Linked DNA regions of Mus musculus: region 2 is linked to region 1. The links are chromatin contacts, found by Hi-C or POLR2A ChIA-PET in ENCODE. All regions are on one chromosome and are shown on one strand. The core of a region is the stretch at or near the end of the contact, and the rest is flanking DNA. Distances in the headings are between cores, read along the strand shown.

Region 1 (6,301 bases), core at 1,742-4,241:
GCTGCTGGGAACCGTTCATGGATCCTCTGCAAGAGCAGCTTGTGCTTGCACCCATGGGGCCACCTCTCTAGCTCAGGAGAAGCCGTTTTAATGACCATTGGCAACATTAGTCTCAGGACACACACCGTGGAGAGAGGTGGAAATTTGGATCTGTTTGGCTATGTTTCTAAAGTGGATTTAAACAACCCTGCTTTGGGACATTGTGTTCTGTTACAGATCAAGGCATCAGACAGAATATTAGAGGAGCAAGCACATGCTAAGAATTAGGGTCCTTTTGCAGATGGTAAGCAAGACATCCACCATCCCCTCTGTGTTCCCAGCTGAACATCTTTTCATATGATTATCTTTCTGGGGAGGGGACTCTGAGACAAGTAACTTTGCTCCCAACGTTTCTGAGTTCTTATCCTTTAAACCAGTCCCAAGTAGGAACACTTAAGCACTAAGGCAATTACGGTGATGTCCTGAGGTATCAAAATCTGTTCCCAGAACCACCTTCCTGTGCAGATAGTAACAGCTATGGTGAGTGACACAGTAGGTGTGTGTGTGTGTGTGTGTGTGTGTGTGTGTGCGTGTGTGCGTGCATGTGCCTGTGCATGCGTGTGTCCTGTCAGGAAGGGAAAAACACTTGTAAAAGTCTTCCAAACTGAAAAAGGATCTGTGAATAGGCCTTTATGTAGGATATTTATGGGGATTTTGGTTTGTTTTCTGATTCTGTTTCAACTTTTAAGGAGTACCGTTAATGTGATTAATTAGCAAGAATTTATTGACTTGAAAAATCTCGACAGCCAACTATATATGATTTTTTTTAAATGTATTTTTTCAGGTGAAACTATAAACTGGAGGGCTAATTAAGACCTGCTGTTTCCTGAGACCTGGTGTGCACTGCGTCAGGAAGGAGAGGCTCAGGCAGTTTTACCTGAGGAGTCCCATGTAATCTTTTGAGAAAACCCCAATGTTCGATCCGTTCCCTCCAACACAGTCTCTACTTAAGACCCTCAGTGGATATAGACTTAAGTCTACCATAATCGTGAAGGGCAGCTGTGGAACTGGCTTTGGGAAAACTCAAGCCAGCGTGAGCCTCATACATACAGGCTCCAGCCAGTATCTCCAAATTGATAGAAACACCCCTGTAGGTCATTCGGTTTCTGCCTTTTGACATTTCCTTACTGTGCCCTCTGTCTGCTCTGCTAAGGGTGGAGACGGGTGCAGCCGCTCGTAGGGACTAGAATAACAGTGCAGAAACATGTGAAAGGTGAATTCTTGAGGCGAGAGATGGCTTGAACCAGCTGACTTCTCACTAGCTCCCAGCTTATCTGTCTTTATCAGGAGAAAAAAGAAATCTTTCTTTCCTAATGTCACCTTCTCGTTAAATAGTTCCAGAGTAGAGTTTAACTGCAAGAATGAAAGAAATGAAGAAAAGAAATAATAAACATGCCAACGTATTTTTAGGTTGGTGACATATTCGTGTGGCTTATCACCAAATGTGACAATCCTGTGGTGGCAAATCTCCCAGTCAAAATAATACGTGATAAAAAAAAAAAACTCTCTTCAAAGAAACTTCCAGTGTTTCAAAGTAGAAAATATGAACTGCTTACAACGTAAACACAAAAAAACAATATCCAGGTTAGATATTTTGAATTGATGTCTCCACTAATGTTTTAAAACTATACACCAGTAATTTTAAAATCTGTATTTTCTAAAAATTATACTCTATGAGGAAAGTTCAGCCCCACCCTACGGGCCAAAAGGGTGGCTTAGCGGGTAAGAGCACAGAGCACCCAGGTTGGATTCCCAGCTCACACATGGTGGCTCACAACCATCTGCAACTCCAGTTCCAGGGATGCTGACAATCCCTTCTGACTCCTTGGGCAGAGACACATGGAGCACACACGGAACACACATACACATGGAGCACACACATTCATGCAGAAAAAAAAAACACTCATACATGTTAAATAAGTAAATCTGGTTGGTTGGTTTTTAGAAAGACTGGTTTGCTGTGTCTATCTTGATCAAGAAGCAAGATGCCTGCTTCAGATAGTGTGCTACACACCAAGTCAAATGGGACGACTTAAAGTCCTTTTACAGTCTCTGAGTATCACCCTGTAGCTTTCAACCTGACAGACCCCAAATTCTGAGCTCACAGGAAACATCCAACACAGAAGTTCCATTTTCCAGCTCATGGTAGAGTCTTTCTCAACTGAAAGTCCTCTTCTCCTTCCTAGTGCTGTGCAGTGTAATGGTTTGGTAGCTCATTGCTTCTAAGAATCTTTCACCTTTTCCCACTGGTATCCTCTTGCCTTGCCAATCATCCTGAGACAGGCACATGTGGTCCTCTCTTCTGACAAACAACATGGCTGCCCTGGCTCCCCTCTGGTACCTTCTTGTTTCATCCAAGACCAGGCTGAACGTTTTCTCCCAAGCTGAAAGCCCCGGGCCACATAAGGGCAAAGCAGCCACATCAGAGCTGCTCCTGGTACCAAGGAAAATTATTTGCCCCAAGAGGCAAACACAGCCCAGGCAGTGTCCAGGGTATCAATCCCTCTCTTCTCTGTTATAAAAGGTCCTATTGTAGAGACACAAATCATTCAGAGATGGCATAGACAATGTCTAATCAGTTAATAGCCACTGCGCAGCCGCTGGGGACTGGCCCCAAACTAGATGCCGCCTGTAACCTATTCACTGGAAGAAAGCAGGACAGAACACAACTCGCACAGATTTATATTCATTTCTCCTTTTAGCTCAGGACACCCGGGCAAGCCTGAATCCTTTGAACAACAGTAGACAAAGGCAGCCGTAATAGAGATGAGAATACTTTTTATCTCCGGGCAGCAAGGTGGCAGATAAGTCCCAGTGGGTTACTCACACTGGTCGAAGTTGCGTCCCTGCTTCTGTCATGAATCACCGCTTTATGGAGTTTACGGAATCTCTGAGATTCTCCTTCCTTGTTTGTGAAACAAAAATGACGACGATCTACATCACAAGTCCTGTAAAGCACTGCAGCCTGCGGAAGTGCCGGATACTTTATGAGGCGTGCTGATGACACTCGGCCGTATTTGCTCTCCCCACGCCCCGTGTCTAAAATTAGAAGCCCTCGTCAAAAGTCTCTTGCGTACAGTATCCTGTTTAGCCCTCGCCCAAATCCCACCCACGTACACTTGAACTCGTGAACAGCACGTCAGGCCTTTGGGTTTGCTTTCTGAAACATAATTGAGAAAATCCTCTCGGTTTCTTGAATTTAGCTCTCCTCCCTGGCAAGCGTTACAAAAAATACCTGAAGCTGTGAAAGGGTTAATTTTATTCCCGTGTTCCAGATGTCTTCAGCACCTTGACTTTGGTAATATATTAAGAACAGTAAGTCTTTCTAATGAAAGTGAAAGGTATGCATTGTGTTGAACTGGGCCACTTTCCCCTGAAGCAACGCTGCTTCTTGGGACAGCATCCCGCCATGTTCTACAGGGTGAGATATGGCTGTGCTCAGGTTTACCCTGTGCTGGCACATTTTCAAGCAACTGAAATTGGTATCCAAGCAGTTAAAACTACATCAGCAGTAATAGCTATGAGCTCATCTTGTATAAAGACATTTTTAGTTAAACACCACAATCTTGGGGTGGGGGGCGGCGAGTTAGTGTGCTTAACCAGGCTGGCTTGGAATAGCTCACAATATGACGCATACCACAGGAAATCGAGTGGTATGAGGCACCTACAAAATATTTTTCAAACAAGTCATTGACGCTGTAAGGCCCATGCCTCAGCTTTAGGAAGTCACTTATTAAGAATCAACACCAGCCGTGCCAAGCTAAGCTTCTGCTCTTGGTGATTTTCCAATTGAATATTCAGGGCCCTGTCTCAGTCTTGTTTTCGGGGAAGTACATGCCTGGAATGTTAGCAAGCTATTTGCTGGAAAAAATGCCCACAACAGACCCAATGTTGATCACATTAATGCGTTTGAGTGGGTATAGAGTACAAATGATTGAAAACGCTTCCAGATCCCCGTTACCGGGGACAAAGCAGCCTCTGTTCTCTGATCCGATGGTCATTTTTTTTCCAGCAGAGGATGTGGTGCAGGAAGAGGGAAGAGTGCCAATCTCTGTCTAATGGTTCCAAATAGGGCCTGGGCCTAGCTCTTTGGATGCCATCGATGAGTGGGAAATGAAACGCAGATGGGTCAGATGGGTAAGGAGAGGGGATTACAGGTCAGGCCAAAGAGTTGGAATAAATTAAGTGCTTATGAGGTACAGAATGGTACATTGTTTAAGTGAATGGACAGGGGAAAAACATTCTGGCATTGTTTGGACCAGTGAGGGAACGCAACCTTCCCCCTCCCAGACCCACATAGGCTCAGAGCTGCGTCCTCAGGATGCGAGTGAACAAAACCCCCGAACTGTAGCCAATGGCTGCCTAGAGGATTCTCCCCCAGCCTAAAGAAGCAATTTCGCTTTATTACACACGAGATGTAATTTATTGGGAGAAATGTTTGGGTTCGTGTCAGATCATAGAGAGTCAGATTTGGGGTTCCCTGGAGATCGCTGAGGAGAAGGTGAGTAACCACAAATTAATACAGCAGGGAAATAAAGCGACAGAAGAAATGCTTGAAATATTGAACCAATTTCCCCCATTTTAGCATTTTAAAACTTTGCTCATAAATCCGAGATCAACTTAAGAAAACGAAGCAGACCTTACAAGGCATGAAATCGATATAGACAACGAAAAGTGGATCTGAAAGATTCTTTTTTTTTTTTTTTTCTCTTAGTTTTAGGGCTCTTAATACTATAGGGAAAGACACAGAAATGGCTTTTTAGACAACGAGGATGTTCTGAAAACAGATTGAAAGGAACCAGTGAGACAGGGATAGGGGCACTGCCACCAAGTCTGAATTTTATCCCAGTACCCACAGTAGGAGAGAACGAACGAGTGTCTCTGAGGTATCCTCTAACCTCCACTAGTGGGCGTGGCCTGAATGTGTGCATACTCTCTTGCACACAAATAAATACACATTGAAGAAATATAAGTCATACAGGTGACTTTAAATGTGAAGCACGGGGGATGACAGTAAATCTGTCCATTCTGTGAGAGAAAATTCATAAAATTACAATGTATATTCATGCCTGGCTCTTTAAGACTAGGTAATTGTAGGACAAATTGAATGTGTCTTTTTGATGACATAAAGCCAATAAAATGTTAAGGGCAGGAAGTATCACATATGGAAAGAAATCTAAAGTGCACTCGCCAACAAAATAAGAAACTTTTAAACTGTAGTCAATGGCTTATTTATTTATTTAGTATGACAAAAAATATTTTCAGAAGCTGATTTTCATAGCTGCTCTGTGTCCATTTTGTGGGTTTGACCTTTATCAGAATATCTCATGGGCAAGGCTGGAGACGATTGCTGTCTACAACCTAAGGATGCTCACACACTGGGTACTAAGAGCTTCTTGACCTATGCATCTCATTGCACTCCAGCTCCAGAGACCCCTGGAAGACCACAGCAAGCAATCAGCAAGAAATTCTCAATGAGCCATCTCTTTATGTGTATAATGATTTTCACTGTTTTTATGTCTTTATACTTTTTCAGCAAGTAACGGGACTGTATGTGTATATCACTGTTTTGTTTGTTTGTTTGTTTGTTTGTTTGTTTTTTCTACTACTTGCAGCCATCTTAAAACTGAGCTTGTCCAGCTGGGCAGTGGTGGCTCACGTCTTTAATCCCAGCACTCCAGATGCAGAGGCAGGCAGATCTCTGATTTCAAGCCAGCTAGGTCTGCAGAGCAAGCTCCAAGACAGCTAGAGCTACACAGAGAAACCCTGTTCAAAACAAAACAAAACAAAACAAAACAAACAAACAAAGCAGAGAATAAGTAAATAAACAGAACAAAGCTGAGCTTGTCCTATAAACATCTAAATAGCTTACATGTTCCCCCAATCTTCTCCCCTTCAAAATTCTTTTGAGCTCTGCTCTTATAAAGTAATCTGAAGAAGAAACAACCAACATATAAAGTAAGTGAAAACTGACCATGATACAAACATCAGTATTGAGTGATGGAGAGGAAAAAAGAAACGTCTCCAGACACATTTCCCCTTTATGCTGAGCAAAAACATTAAACTGTTGCTCATGGAAAGAAGGGCATAAACCCATCAGAAACTAATATCCGTTTGTGGATATTGCTGTTTCCTTTCCCATAAAAGACATGATGTTTTTCAGTCTCCTTTTCTCTTTTACATTAGAAAAAAAAAGTGGACAACGGAAAATGTTGGTAGCAGACTCTAAAAGGCAAAATTGCTTCAGTAAGAATTAAATGAG
Region 2 (6,111 bases), core at 2,454-4,953, 78 kb before region 1:
TTGCTCCATGTAGGTCATGTGATGGAGGCCAATAACCAGGCAGTCCTGCTTAGGAGGAGCAAGACCTGTGATACTTGATCCAATCAGGAACCAAGGTTATGAGTTGGTGACTCCAGCAACAGAGTTGGGAAGTCCTGCTCAGAGGCTCAGCACTACGCTCCATCTTTTCTGTGCAGGAATGGGAGGTGCTGCATACCTGAGCCCCTTCTAGGCAGAAGAATGCTAATTCTTGAGACTATCCTCTTTAGGACCCTGTGTGGTGGTTTGAATATGCTTGGCCCACGGAAAGTGCACTATGAGGAGGCCTTATTGGAGGAGGTGTGGCCTTGTTAGAGGAAGTTTGTCACTGTGGAGGCATGGCTTTGAGGTCTCATATGTATGTTTAAGTCTGGTCACTATGATTCAGAGTCTTCTGATAACCTGCAGATGCAGAACCCTCGGCGCCTCCAGCACCATGCCTGCCTAAAAGCTGCCTTGGTTTTCATGGACTGGTCCTCTGAACCTGTAAGCCAACTCCAATGAAATGTTGTCCTTTAAAAGAGTTGCCTTGGTCATGCTGTCTCTTCACAGCAATGGAAACCCTAAGAAGATGGGAAGAGTGAAAAGCAGGTATCTGATTGATTCCTTTTGTTTGTTCGTAGAGGCTTTTCACAAAGACCGTTCTGACTGGCAGAAGTGGATTGGTAAGAATCAGTAATACAGACTGCTCAATGTGAAAGGAACCTTAAAAGGGTGGACCAGGAGGAGCAAGCAAGCAGAGCCTTTGTAAAACACTCCTAACAAATGGTTGAGTATACAACAATCTGTGTAAGAAGCTTAATATGATAAAGAATATCTGGATATAGTCTCTCCAGATATATGCTGTACACACAAACCTGCCATGTAAGCTAGCTGGATATTGAAAGAAAAAAGTGAAATGATGTCATAATTTTGACATTTGCGTATGATCCCCTACCAAAGGCTACACAGCATACATTGTATAATGCTAAGAGCTACAATTCATAAATATATCAACTATAGATAAAATGTTTTAAGAAACAAAACCATGTCCTCTAATGATTTTCTTTGTAAGTATAAAGGAACAGAAACAACAATAAATTAAACTCACAAATTAAAAAGACCAACTAAAGTAGGCAAGACAAGCTGTAGGAAAAATATATTTAAGATATAGATGAGCTTTCTTCTCCTTATTAGCTGAATTCCTTCCCTTCGAGGTTCCAAATAGTTGCCTTAGGAACCATTTATCTGCAACATTTGAGTGAGAATCTCCTAAATATCATGGGAGTTACACTGTTTCCATATTCCATTAGTATCTTCTTTCTAAAGTGTGGTCTCCTATGGCAAGTGTCTTCTGTAAGTGGCATCCCTAGTGTCTAATTCAGCACAGGCTACTCAAGAACGTGTCATTAAGTAAACATTTGAATAAATAAGTTCTGAGGCTGAGGCAGGAGGATTGCCATGAATTCAAGGTCAGCATGAATTACATAGTGAGACCCTTTTCTAAAAGCATAAGAATAGGTCAGGTATTTCCAGTCTCTGCAAAGGTCTGGAATGTTCTACCATCTTGCCCAATCCAGGTAAAATCGGTTTACTGACCACTGCCCCACCCCGACCCCCACGACTTTTACATCCCAAAGCCTTAATGTCAGCTTCTCACTTCATGGTGGCATGGTAGCTAAGACAGGTCTGGTTGTGTTGATCTATTTGTATGGTTATGTCTCAGAAGTAGGACAAAGATGGGAACAGGAGAAAATGACAGCAGTTAAAATTACTATCCTTTCAGATTTGTCATGAGAATAAAAACCCAGCATTATATATATATAACAGTTTAAAAGTTCTAATGTATTATATAGAAAGGTAAATGGTGGATAAATAGATAGAGATCTTGAAAAAATATGTATTCTTGAACTATCTTGTCAAATATACCAAATTTTACCCCAAGACCTCTTTTCATTCTTAACTTTTCAGTACAGAGAATTCTCAAAGTCTGAAAGACAAACACAAATCATAACTTAATAGCAATGACATTAAAATTTTTCCTTACATCTAACCTTGACTAATTCTCACATGGATTTCAGAAATATGAATAATGTCTTCATGCAATTCAGGCAGGCACAGAAAATAGGTGCCATTATTTCTGTTCTAATGACAGATTTTGAGGTTAGGGTGACTCATGAACAGCTGAGCAGCCAGTCAGTAGAAGAAACCAAAATAGCACGGAAACGCCTCCATTCCCACCCCACGCTCAAACCTCGGCTCAAACCTCGAGTGCACCCTCCGCGGGAGATGAGGGAAGCGTGATGCCTATGAAGAGCTTCCTGCAAGTTAATGAGCTGAAGCTATCCCTGGTGGCCATCCCTGAGCGCAGCGCACTCTCAGACAATCTGGCAGGAAGAGAGGGGAGAGAGAGGCAAGAAAAGCAAGCCCCTGCCCAGCCAAGCTCGATTGGTTTTAGGCAGGAGGCTTCATTTATCTTGAGCTGACTCATTTTCAAAAATCCTAGCTAATCAGAATTAATGTGCCCCGGCCAAGGTAACCCTGAAATGAAGTCTATTTGGTAAATGAGATGGGTTCACTTCAGCCTGCTTGACTCTGAAGGGAAAAACCAACCAAATAAATAAACACAATTTTTATGAGAGAGGGTTCTGTATGCACAAGGAAAGAGTAGTGAGGAGTGCTTTCCTAGTAAGATCTGTACCTAAACTATTTTTTGCAAATAATTAAAGTAGAATATAGCGGATAGAAGTCTTTGATGGTACAAAGGGATTAATTGGAGGACTTCTTCTGGAGCTTCATAGAATTCTCAGAATAGTTAAGGAACTTAATGGGAAATGACTTTAATCTGTTTTTTTTTAAATCTGTCTTATAATACAGACAAAATGGCCTTAAGTAGAGGGATCAAAACGTAACATCTGTAAGGTGTTTTAATAAGTTCAGATGCACTTGTCCCTCCACCATCCAATTCAAATACTAATAATGTCCGGTGCAAACACGGGTTTCCAGGACCCACAGCTATGCTCCTTCGCACCTCCGCTGGAGCTGGAGGGAGGCTTGCCTACCTTTCTGACTGAGGCTGCCTTTATGATTCTAACAGGCTGGATCCTAAGGGTCATTTAACAACTAGTTTTCTCTACACTGAGTCCCTTTTCTTGGTGCTGCTGCCCACTGCAGCCCACACTCACAAACACAGGAAAAGCAGAGGTAGAGAACCTTTGCCTCCTGCACTGTTCCTTCCCACCCCGTCCTTCCATCCCGCACAACTGGCTCCTCCATCTGCACATCACTGATCCAACTCAGGTCTGTCTGTTGTGTTATCAGTTCCTGGTATTTTCTTTATTGTCATTAATCTTACTATCCCCTGATATTAAACCTGTACAAGCTGTCTTGACGTTTCCGAAAGATACTCTTTATCTCCAGTGAAAAACAAATCCAGATCAAATCATCTATGCCACTGGATGTGAGGAGAAAAACGTAGGAATAGAGAGATACTTCAGTGACACAATGTAACCCCGTTTAAACTCACATGTCCCTGTACATGTCCCTGAGTCTGATACAAAAACTTTAGTTAAAACAGGAAGACTGATGACAGGCAAGGCTAGAGAAATCTCTTTACTCCTCCTGTGTGTGTGTGGGCATCCGAATCCCACAGTTCTGCAGATTTAGAAGGTTCTGTTTGACGGTGATTAGAGTTTTTGGTGCATTGGTCACAGACCTTGTACACAGCACGTTTCTCAGGGCATTGTGATCTCAATTCCTTGGGTGAACTCAGACAAAATATTTCTAAGGTAAACTTTTCATAGGAGAATTTGAAAAGTGTGACACTATTTCAGGGCAATGTGGCAGGTTGGGTTGGATGGCATCCAGGAGTCCCACAGTCTGTGTATTTGATATGCACAAGAGGGACTGGTCTAGAACATTTCCTTATCCTGTGGACTAATGCAACAGAAAATGTTTCCATGGCACATTGGTCTATTTCAAAGCCCCTGTATCCACAGGGTTTGAGAATAATTTATTTCTGTCTGGAAACTATAGGCAATTGTGAATTTTGAACAATGTAAATAATGTTCTTTTAAATGTGACTAAGTTAAGCTCTAAAAATGTGAGTGTATTTGAAGTAGTTCCCTGGAAGTATAAACGTTTGTGTTGTTGTTTGTTTATTTGTTTTTTATTTGTTTTGGTTTTGAGACAAGTCTCATTGTGAATGTCACACTGGCTTAGAATTTTTGTCCCCCTCATCTACCCTTGCCAGTACTGACTTATTATTGTGTCCCATCACCTATAATTTAGAAAAGGGTAGATTCTTAAGACAAACTTTTACTTCATATTTTTCCCCAGCACTGCTAAAATAATCAGAAAATTATTGAGGCTAACACAGCACCAACTGAACTCTCTGGCTTCTGTGCATCTCAAGAGAGAGTTTGATGCAAGGAAGAATGGTCAGAAGTGTGTATGATGGATGGAAGCCAAGTGAGACATACTCTCTTGGAAGAAAAAGCTGTCACCAATAAATCTCCAGAAACCTGCACTGGAACTCATGAGCCAAGATGAGAGGTTGTTCGAGAAGCTTCAGAGTACCCCAATGATGAATTCCATAATGAATAACATAGCATTTGTGAAAAATACACCGCTCAAACCTACTAAACCTATCACAGCATCTTCTCCCATTGCGCCTTTCCTCCTTGTTTTTCTCCCCTTCCTCATTTCTTTTGAAAAAATATGGAATCAGTTTCCTCATTTCATTCACTTAATTCTAACAGTGTTTCACCTGTGTTTTCCATCATTCATTCAAAATGTATTTATTTGCCAACTACCATTCTAAGTGCTGGAGAAAAGGGTGGTGCAAAGAAAAGATCCGTGTGTCCTCAGGAAACCACAGCTCTGGTAAAGAGCGATGGGCAAAAAGAGGAAAACAAATAACCAAACACAATACGTTCAGATAGCGACACAACATTGACTAATGGGGTGGAAAATAGCTAGAATCTTCTTTGCCTCAGATGGCATCCCTGACTCTGATGGTACAGCTTCAGTTAACACTGGGAAAAAAAAAAAGAACTCTGTCTGACTCTGAGCAGGTTCATAGTAGCTCATGCCAAGCAACACAAACATCAAGGTTCTTCTTGAGAAGAAAATGTGGAAAATATAGGAACAGAAAGATGACAAACATCTCCAGCATAGTAGATGACAGTAGAGATCTCAAATGACAGGGAGCTATCAAGCGTGGATATCCTAGACTATGGTTGGCTTTGACTCAGTGAGAACTGTTAAAGTATTTTGGTTAACTGCTGTAACCAACACACTTGTCTGGGTGCCTTAAACAATAGAAATAATTCATTACACTTCTTGAGACTGAGCAACTCAAGATCAAGGTGTCTAGGGAGATATCCCTAAAATGCCTGATAAACTTGAGACTATGTGCCTAGAGCATGCTCTGAAAGCAGCATGCATGAGATGTGATGGTAAGTGGGTAGTAGTTGTATGGCCTTTAGTGTGGGCAATAAGACATAGTAGAGACCAAACTTTCTGCCCAGAAATAACTTGCCTATGTGAAAAAGAAATTGCAACAGGAAAAGAAAATCATTCTGATGTTTCCTGTTGTACTTGCTTTGGCTTGAGGTGAGATGGAGGTGCTGCTTTGGCTTACCGTTTCTCACAATGATCAGGACAGATATGAAAACAGCACAAATCAGACGTGCACTAAAGATCCTTCCTGGGATCCAGATACTTGGAAGGTAGAAGGATCCAACAGTGAGGACAGAGAAGAGCAAGGCGAGAGTAATGGAAGTTACCCCTCGGGACCAACATTTAACACAAAAAAGAGAAGCTGAAGTAGAGCGTGGGAAGAAATGGTACTGACTGTTCTTTCTGTAGTTGTTTCGTCTCTTTGGTTAGGGCTCAAAAATAGGTGAGAGGTAAAGGGAAAGAGAGGAGATGGGAGGAAAGAGTTGGAAGGAAATGGGAGATAGAGATGGGGAAGAGTTGGGAAGGCAACGGGAGTTAGGGGAGGGGAGAGGGAGAGCAGAAAGAGAGCCACATCTCCAGAGCAGCCATTTCCAGTCTTTTTGTGAAGAGTAAGCAGCGTTGCCTAAGGCATGTTTTAAATTAGACTTGCAA

Evidence for each region. Hi-C counts contacts between places; a loop is a spot of excess contacts on that map. ChIA-PET counts read pairs that join two places held with the same protein, here RNA polymerase II (POLR2A).
Region 2: a loop to region 1 is called in a map of Patski, with 2.4 times the contacts of the local background. The contact joins the enhancer-like site here to the promoter of 9330188P03Rik in region 1. A Hi-C loop is called at or near these places in 2 of 37 maps with a recorded cell type or tissue (Patski and T-helper 1 cell). POLR2A ChIA-PET finds 5 or more read pairs at or near these places in 1 of 5 experiments (Patski).

Annotation. Positions count from the first base shown.
Region 1 is chr14:105,586,239-105,592,539 of GRCm38, reverse strand. It overlaps 9330188P03Rik (RIKEN cDNA 9330188P03 gene), which reads right to left and starts at 2,991. Exons shown (of 3, transcript NR_102319.1): 1 at 2,867-2,991.
Region 2 is chr14:105,665,351-105,671,461 of GRCm38, reverse strand. No RefSeq gene overlaps it. Among named protein-coding and RNA genes, the nearest start is that of Gm6145, 25 kb to the right of the region's middle. Within about 2 kb of position 3,703, at least 1 of the 3 ENCODE cell types and tissues checked has a DNase peak (open chromatin) inside an H3K27ac peak, as active enhancers do.